Linked DNA regions of Mus musculus: regions 2 and 3 are each linked to region 1. Evidence: chromatin loops called from intact Hi-C (ENCODE). Cell type or tissue: heart. All regions are shown on one strand.

Evidence for each region. A loop is a pair of places that touch in the nucleus more often than their neighbours do. Peaks named below come from ENCODE experiments on the same cell type or tissue, not always from the same donor. Only the 100,000 strongest peaks of a DNase experiment are listed, where the experiment ranks them.
Region 2: a loop joins it to region 1, with 2.1 times the contacts of the local background. A loop is called at or near these places in 8 of 42 quality-filtered maps.
Region 3: a loop joins it to region 1, with 2.4 times the contacts of the local background. A loop is called at or near these places in 3 of 42 quality-filtered maps.

Annotation. Positions count from the first base shown.
Region 1 is chr19:45,572,888-45,575,387 of GRCm38, reverse strand. The region is part of intron 4 of Dpcd (deleted in primary ciliary dyskinesia); the gene reads right to left. Among named protein-coding and RNA genes, the nearest start is that of Dpcd, 14 kb to the right of the region's middle. In heart, a CTCF peak has its summit at 1,375; DNase peaks (open chromatin) are centred at 287 and 1,367; H3K27ac peaks cover 760 bases.
Region 2 is chr19:46,002,400-46,004,899 of GRCm38, reverse strand. Hps6 (HPS6, biogenesis of lysosomal organelles complex 2 subunit 3) reads right to left here and starts at 1,422. Exons shown (of 1, transcript NM_176785.3): 1 at 1-1,422. The coding sequence starts at 1,274. The region is part of intron 1 of 4930505N22Rik (RIKEN cDNA 4930505N22 gene); the gene reads right to left. In heart, no CTCF peak of the experiment used is centred here; DNase peaks (open chromatin) are centred at 869 and 1,399; H3K4me3 peaks cover 2,005 bases; H3K27ac peaks cover 1,345 bases.
Region 3 is chr19:45,658,256-45,660,755 of GRCm38, reverse strand. It overlaps Fbxw4 (F-box and WD-40 domain protein 4), which reads left to right and starts at 563. Exons shown (of 9, transcript NM_013907.2): 1 at 563-980. The coding sequence starts at 727. In heart, a CTCF peak has its summit at 1,342; DNase peaks (open chromatin) are centred at 295, 985 and 1,105; H3K4me3 peaks cover 1,840 bases; H3K27ac peaks cover 1,778 bases.

The sequences.
Region 1 (2,500 bases):
TTGAACTGTCCCCAGGGCCTGGATGAGAGGAACCCACCGTGCTTCTGACACAGTCAGAGTGCCTTCTCGGCCTGCTTTGCTTGTATTCCCTGTGACCCCCTCACCGGTCCCTTCCCTTTGCAGGCTCAGTGAACATCCCTGAGGGAGGGCTGAGGCAAGAGCGGGGCTGCTGAGGAAAGGTCCATGCGCGCTGCCCCACGCTCCTCCAGCCTGCACAAGGGCTTGGCGGGTAACCAAAGAGGGCTTCAGCCCGAGAGCTGCTGCAGCCCTACTTCCTGTCCCGGGCACATGGCAGCCCTACTTCCTGCCACTCCCAGAGTCATAATGTACAGGCCCACACTCAAGTGAGTCTGGCGGTGTGCAAGTTATCTGACCACCGAGTCCTGGCTTCTAGGGCTGTCACAGCATCATCACCATACAGTGAGTGCAGTTAGCCAGGCTTTCTTCAGATCCCATGCTTTGGCACCTTGACCACAGGACAGGGAGCACGCAGGTATCTGATATTGTCAAATTCCTCAAACAATCGTTGAGGTAGTATAAGCACCGTTCTCCTACGTGAGAAGCTGGCCTAAATACCACAGTCACATGGCAGAGGCTAGATTTAAGCCAGCATCTTCCTAGTCCAGCACACTCCATCTTTCCCCTTAACAGCTGCCAGCTTCCAGGCTGAGGTCTTATCGGGACCAGATGTACCACACCAGAATCATGTAGAAACAGTTCCTTCCTTCCCCAGCCCATCCTAGCAATACTGAGGCGGAGGACCACCACAGGACCCTGAAATCACTTCTTTAAACAAGTGGCTAACCACATTCTCCAGGGGCCAGGCAGATACCAGCAAGGCAGCTGCAGCTTTGGCTGGGAACTGCATGCTGGAATACTAAAATGAGGGCACAGCGCCAGGGGAAGGAAAGTGCCATGGTGGGGTGTGTTACAGATGCCCAGGTGCTCAGCAAGGAGGCCACATTCTTCTCTGCACAGGTCATGTGGTGCCGACTTCTTACATGCCTTTCTACATCTATTCATACACTGCATGTCTGCTGTGGATGATATGATGACCAGGAAAGAGATTTTTAAAGTATTCTGAAAAAAAATTAGACCCTGCACATATAAAAACACTATTGTGCTTTGTTGAAAGCATAGGTCACATCTGGCCGCCTCTCTAGCTTCCTATCTGATGGACCTGCAGGGGGCAGGGCTGAGCCTGGTTAGGGCTCAGAAACTCAGTCTCAAAGTGAGCACTAAAATACCATTCCCCTTTGTGGGAAGCCCACCCCTCCAGGATAGCACTCCCATCCTACCTTGCCTCCACCAGCATCTCTGCAATGTCCCCAGTCCCCGCCACTGGGTGCCACTGGGTGCTGGAATGCCCCACTAGCTACAGAGCCCCTGGCCAACAGCGCCACCTACGGTATATACGGTATATGTGTGCAGGAGATGGGGCCCAGAGGATCTGCTCACAGATGAATTTTTTTGGTGAGCTAGCTAGCCTTTCTTGTAGCACTCGCTTGTAATCACATTTCTGTCTGATATCTGTATTCGACAGTGACCTCTGGGGGATGAAAAGGAGGCAGCAGCCAGCTCCACAAAGTGCTAAGCCGCAGATTCAAGTGCTATCAGAAGCACTTTTGTTCCCAGTTTGGACCCAGGGCCTCTCCCGCCAGGGAATGCTTGCTGAAGCATGGAGTTTGTTTTCCTACAGGCAATTTCTCTGTTGTCTGAAATTGCTAAATTCCACTTTAGGCACTGACTCCTGTTAATGATGAGAACAATAACGGGAATAAACGGCCTTTTATCTTAGGACTTCAGCGCACTTTATAAACGTAAACCCTTATTATTATGACTCTGTATTTATAGACAAGGTCCACTACAGGGGCTGCTGGCTGCGTGTACAGCAATAATCCTGAAATTAATTCATTCATCTCTCCCTTTCCCTTGTCCCTTTAACCCTGCCAAAATGACAGGGTGTGGGGTGCTAAGAGGAGGACAGGACTCAGGGCTGCGCTGGAGGTGGGTGGAGGTTCCCCACCACCACACTCCCCACTTCCCTGTAGGCAGGCCTCTTAGGGGAACGGAGACTGTACCTACCACACCACCTGAAGGAGAGTGTGGTAAATGATACAGTGGCCCATGGGGCTAGGCTCTGCACCCGAGCATCAAGCTGGCCAGTTTGGCAGCTTGTGGATAAGAAGATAAAACAGAAACAAAATGAAGCCCCAGGGTGGAGGTGGCCACACCCTCTTTCTCGATCAGGCTGAAACAGATTCATTGCCAGGCTCTTCCACTGTGATGAGCCAGAGCGGCAGAAACAAAATGTGATCCCACCCCGGCCATCTCCTCTCAAACCTGACCACCCACTGCCTTCACCCAGCAGACCACAGAGAGAATCTGAAACGCCATCGCAGAGATTTCGGAGAGCCCAACGTCTGCCCACTTTCTCTCAGTCTGGGGAGGGACGGGGGTTTACTACCTCATTGTCTGAGACTTAAAGTCTCAAATTGCC
Region 2 (2,500 bases), 430 kb before region 1:
TCTTCTGGGGTAAGCTGGGTACCTCGAAGGCTCCGACGCTGGTAGTACCCACAGGCCTCCTCAAACACCAGGTCCTTGTCTGAAGGCAGCTCAAGGCCTTGGGGAGTTTCCCAACACACACAAAAGAGACCCAAGGCTGAAAGCAATCGTAGGGCTCCTCGGGTCTCCAGCTCTTCCTCGTTCTTCATGCCCGGGGCTGGAGGCTCCAGCAAATGTACTCTGTCTGTACTGAGAACCTTTTTTTCCAACAGCCGCCCACTGCTCATGTCCAGTAGTTCCAAGGTGGAGCCCAGGACACAGGCTAAAGTGCCGTGAAATGTCCCCAGGGCTGCAGACCCTTTTAGGCTTACAGGGGCCTCCTGCAGGATTCCCACGGTTCGAGTACCACCATGGCACTGCACTAGGCTCACCTTCCCTTTCAAGTCAAGCAACAACAAGCCCTGCGAAGATGGGGCCCAAGTGTGTACAGCCAGTGGCTCCCTGGGGGACAGGAATCCAGGAAGGCCTCGCAGCAGGGTCCGGAAGTCCCAAGTGTCCCCTTGTTTGGGATTCAGGCTTTTACTGTGTGAAAGACCAAGAGATGGAGCAGCAACTATTACCTTCCCCTTGCTTGGGCTCCAGATGAGCAGAAGGTGGGCCACACCAGACCAAGTGTTGGTAGTAGGCACCAGGAAGAGGTCCTTGCGGGAGGCTATCAGTCCAAAAAGGGGGCAATGGTGTAGCAGGATGTGGGTGCAGCCTAGTTTGGTGCCAGCCTCCCCGCTGGTTTCCAGGGTCTTGAAGCACACACGGTGGCTGAAGGCCGTTGAAAGCTGCTCTGGTTGGTCCTTAACACCCGGCTGACGCTCCTCGCACCAAACTAGGCGGCCTCGGGTTGCGGCCACGGCCATCACGCGGGCTCCACCATCCGGACACAGCTCAGTGCTCTGAAGTAGCTTCCATCCAGGCTCCATCCCCACGCCCCAAACCTCTGCTAGGCCACTCTCCCATACCAAGATCAGCGCGGGTCGCGCCAGCCACGGCACGAAAAAGACGTCCAGCGGCGAGGGGTCGCCCTCCGGCCAGGCACGCTCCAGCGGCAGGCCGGGCCCACGCACAGCCACTAGAAGCTGTGGGGCGGGCGATCCGGGGGGTCTTAATAGCAGCAAGTGGCGGCCGTCAGGGCTGCAGCGGACTAGGACAGCTGGGTCCCCCGCCAACAACTCGCGGAGCCGGGCCGCGCCGGTGAAGTTGCTCAGATCCGAAAGCAGGCGCAGAGTTCCTGCACGCTTCATGACGCCTCTGCCGCAGGAGCTAGCCAAGGCCTGATCGCCCAGTGGGGCGAGGCCGGACTGCTAGTCCTGGTACCCGGGGGAGTGCAGGGCTGACACTTCCGTCCCTGGTGAATGAGGTGAGCCAAGCCCTGGACTGAACGTCGACTCCGCCCGGCCCCGCCCCGCCAGGCGAGGTCCGGGATTGCCCCAGGGCACGCCCCGCTAGCGCTGCGCGCCGGGGGCGGAGCTGCGGGAAGATGTCCGAGGGAGGAGCATCCGCAGCACCCAAGGGTCCCCGCTCTGGATTCAAGTTTCCTAGGCACCGTGAGAATGTCTCAAAACGTCTCCCTTCTTTCTGAACCTCGCTCTTTCACCTTATTTGTGGTTGAGTACTGACACCGTATCAGCCCTGACCAAATAGCAAATCTCAACCGCCTGGAAATTTAGTGGAAAAACTGTAAGGTTAACAACCCTCCGCTCACCAGGCTGGCCACAAATTCACAGAGATTCTCCTGTCTCTGCCTCCCAAGTGCCGTGATTAAAGTTCATCACTACCATCCCTGGTCTTTATACATATGTTTTAAATTTGAAGTCAGCATACAAAGTAATGAATTTCATGATCGCATCCCCTTCCTCCATATTCTTAGTCCTGTGTGCACCTGTGAAGGCTGGAGGTCAGCCTCAGTGTCTTTCCTCAGAAGCCAACCTTCTACACTGTTTTGAGAGAACTTCTTTCACTAGGACCTCTCACCCACTAGGTTGTGCTAGCCAGCCAATGAGCTCGGGAGATCCTCCTGCTTCAGTCTCCCACGCTGGGATTATAGACTCGAACCACAATACCAAGCATTGAGGATAGAATTAGCGTCTTAAGCTTTTGAGGTATGCACTTTATTGACCAAGCTATGGCTGGCATTTTTACACATATATATATTATTCTACTTTGTTCCTGTTCACTGCCTTCCTCATTAAAAATTTAAATTAAATTATATTGAATGTGTGTGTGTTTGTGTGTGTATCTATGTGTGTCTGTGTTTGTGTGCGTGCAATATTATGGGCATACGCCACAACACCCACTCAGAGGCCAGAGGACAACTTTCGGAGCTGGTTCTTGCCTTGTACCACGTGGTTCCTGTGGTGGTTTGACTAAGAATGGTCTCCCACAGACGCATATATCTGAATAGTTAGTCATCAGAGAGTGGCACTCTCTGAGAAGAACTGGGATTAGTTATGTGTGGCCTCCTTGGAGG
Region 3 (2,500 bases), 85 kb before region 1:
CAGGCCGGCCTTGAACTCATGGCCATCCTCCTGCCTTAGCCTCATGCCGGGATCACAGACGAGAGCCATCAAGCTCGCTTTCTCCATCCGGTCTTGAAGACACACGCTTCAACTAGATGTTCCTGGTGCTCCAGAAGATGGGGATGTCAGTGACCAGGTTGGGGTTCGCACCCCGAAATACAGGCGTGAGGGGCGGGTCTCGGCTTGGGCCCGCGCCGCCCCATGTGACCCGGTCCGACGTGGTGTCGCCTCCTCTCGAGGAGGCGGTGGCGTCTTCGGCTGTGCGTCGAGCCGGCCCCGCGGCCGCTCATGAGCAGCCAGGGCCGCTCGGGTCCCCCCGGGAACCGCGGGCCCAGGGAAGGCGAGGGCGGGGAGGCGAGGAAACTGCAGGAGGCGAGGGTCGCGCGGGGAAAGCAAGGGAAAGGGAAAGGGAAGGGGAAAGCAGGTACCGGGCACGGCGGAAGAGGAAGCGGGGCGGAAGGAAAGCCGGGCCTGCAGCCGGAGAGGAAGGCAGCGGGGCCGGCGGCTGAGGCAGGCCGGGGACAGGAAGGCGAGGGAGGCGAGGAGGAAAGGCCGAGAAGCTCCGGGAAGCGGGATGAGGGCAGCGCAGAGCCGGGGAAGGAGGAGCGGAGGGTCGGGGCCGGGCGGCGGGAGGACGACAGCCTGGAGAGAGGACAGGAGCAGGGACCTCAGGCGTGCGGCGGCATCCCGGGAACCCGGACGGCCATGGCGGAGGACGCGGCGGAGGATGCCGCAGCGGCGGCCGTGGAGCCGGCCACCCGTCCGGCCGCGGGGCCCGCGCTCTGGCGCCTGCCGGAGGAGCTGCTGCTGCTCATCTGCTCCTACCTCGACACGCGGGCCCTCGGCCGCCTGGCCCAAGTCTGCCGCTGGCTGCGGCGCTTCACCAGCTGCGACCTGCTCTGGCGCCCGATAGCCCGGGCCTCGCTCAACACCGGCTTCACGCGGCTCGGCACCGACCTGTAAGCGCCCGCTCGCCCGCCCGCTCCCCGCCCCGGGCCGGCCAGCGTCCTGGGAAAGGGCGGGGCGCCGAGGCCTGGTCGGCTCGGGACCGTGTGGCACCCGGAATACTGAAGCCCAGACTTGCCCCCCACCCCCTCCCTCTCCCCTCCCCCAGCACCCTCGAGGAATACTGGTGTCACCCCTCTTCAAGATTCCCCAACCCGAGGAAACTTCCGGAGAGCATTCCTCAGTCGGCACCCTCCCCCGTGGGCGGCTACTCACAGTTAGCCATCCTAAAATGAGTATTCCCAAAGGTTTGGCTCCCTGGGTTCCTTGCCCTGTGTCCTGTGCGACAGACAGGACCTGAAGGGTGACTCCTGCTGGTTCTAGGGCCCAGGCCCAGGTCCACCAACGTGGTTTTTGTGGCCTTTCGTCCTGCCCACCCTCTCAAAGGTTGTTAGGTTTCAGGGCTCAGATCAAATTAAATGTGCAGAAAAGGGCTCAGAACCTTAAAAAAACAAAAACAAAAACAAACAAAAAAACCTTTCAGTTCCATTGTCAACCTATTTTAGGACTTAATTCAGGTGGAAGGACCCACAAAAGATGTCTGTGTGAGGCATCAAGTTGGATTTGGGGTAGGCGGTATCCAAGATAGGCAGTTTGACCTAGTAATATCTGAGACCCGTGGATGCAAACCATTCCTAAAACACTCAGGCTGTTAAACAGGAAGGGGAGAGCGTGTATGACAGTCACAGAACTGGTCAGGATAAACGCTTTCAGACTGCACCCTGCTCTTGCTTTGTTGTAACATATGCGAATATAATAAAGTTTTAAAAAACCGTAAGAAATGATCATTTGATGCACTCCTATTTCCATTTTAAAAGTTTTTCAGTTGCACACCCCCTAACCCTACTACCCCCCACCCCCCACCCCACTTCCCCATCCTAACAGAATGAATGCTTAATGAATGATGTAATAGATTTGGAGGTATGTCATACGCCATGACATAATTTGTCTTGAATTAACTCCTTAGAATAAAAATTTCAAGGTAGCCACTATTGGATTAAAGGTTTTGATGGGCAGAGGTCACAGTATACCAGCAAAGAATGAGTGAGCCGGTTTGATGAGAGAATTAAACCACATCTTTAGTGGGTGAGTGATAGTAGCCAAAGCTCTGTTATTTTGTATCGCTCTGCGCTAGCCAGGATAAATATTTTGCCATGTGTCTGTTTCACCTGTGAGACTGTTTCTTCCTACTCCTTGTCTCTGGGGTCTTGGTGTTTTTGTTATAAATTTGGAATTTTTCTGGGTCATAAATGTTTGACTCTTGTCTGTCATCTTTGATGATAGAGGTACATTTTCCAGTCAATTTTTAATTTTATTGTTATTAGAATTTTATGTTTCATTAGAATCTGCTCCTCCCCCCTTTACCTGAGAAATTTATAATCTTTCCACAAGCCTGACAAATTTGATTGCCAACTAGTTTTTTGTTAACTTTTTTTTTTTTTTAATGGCATTTCAATGTCAGTAGCACTTGTTT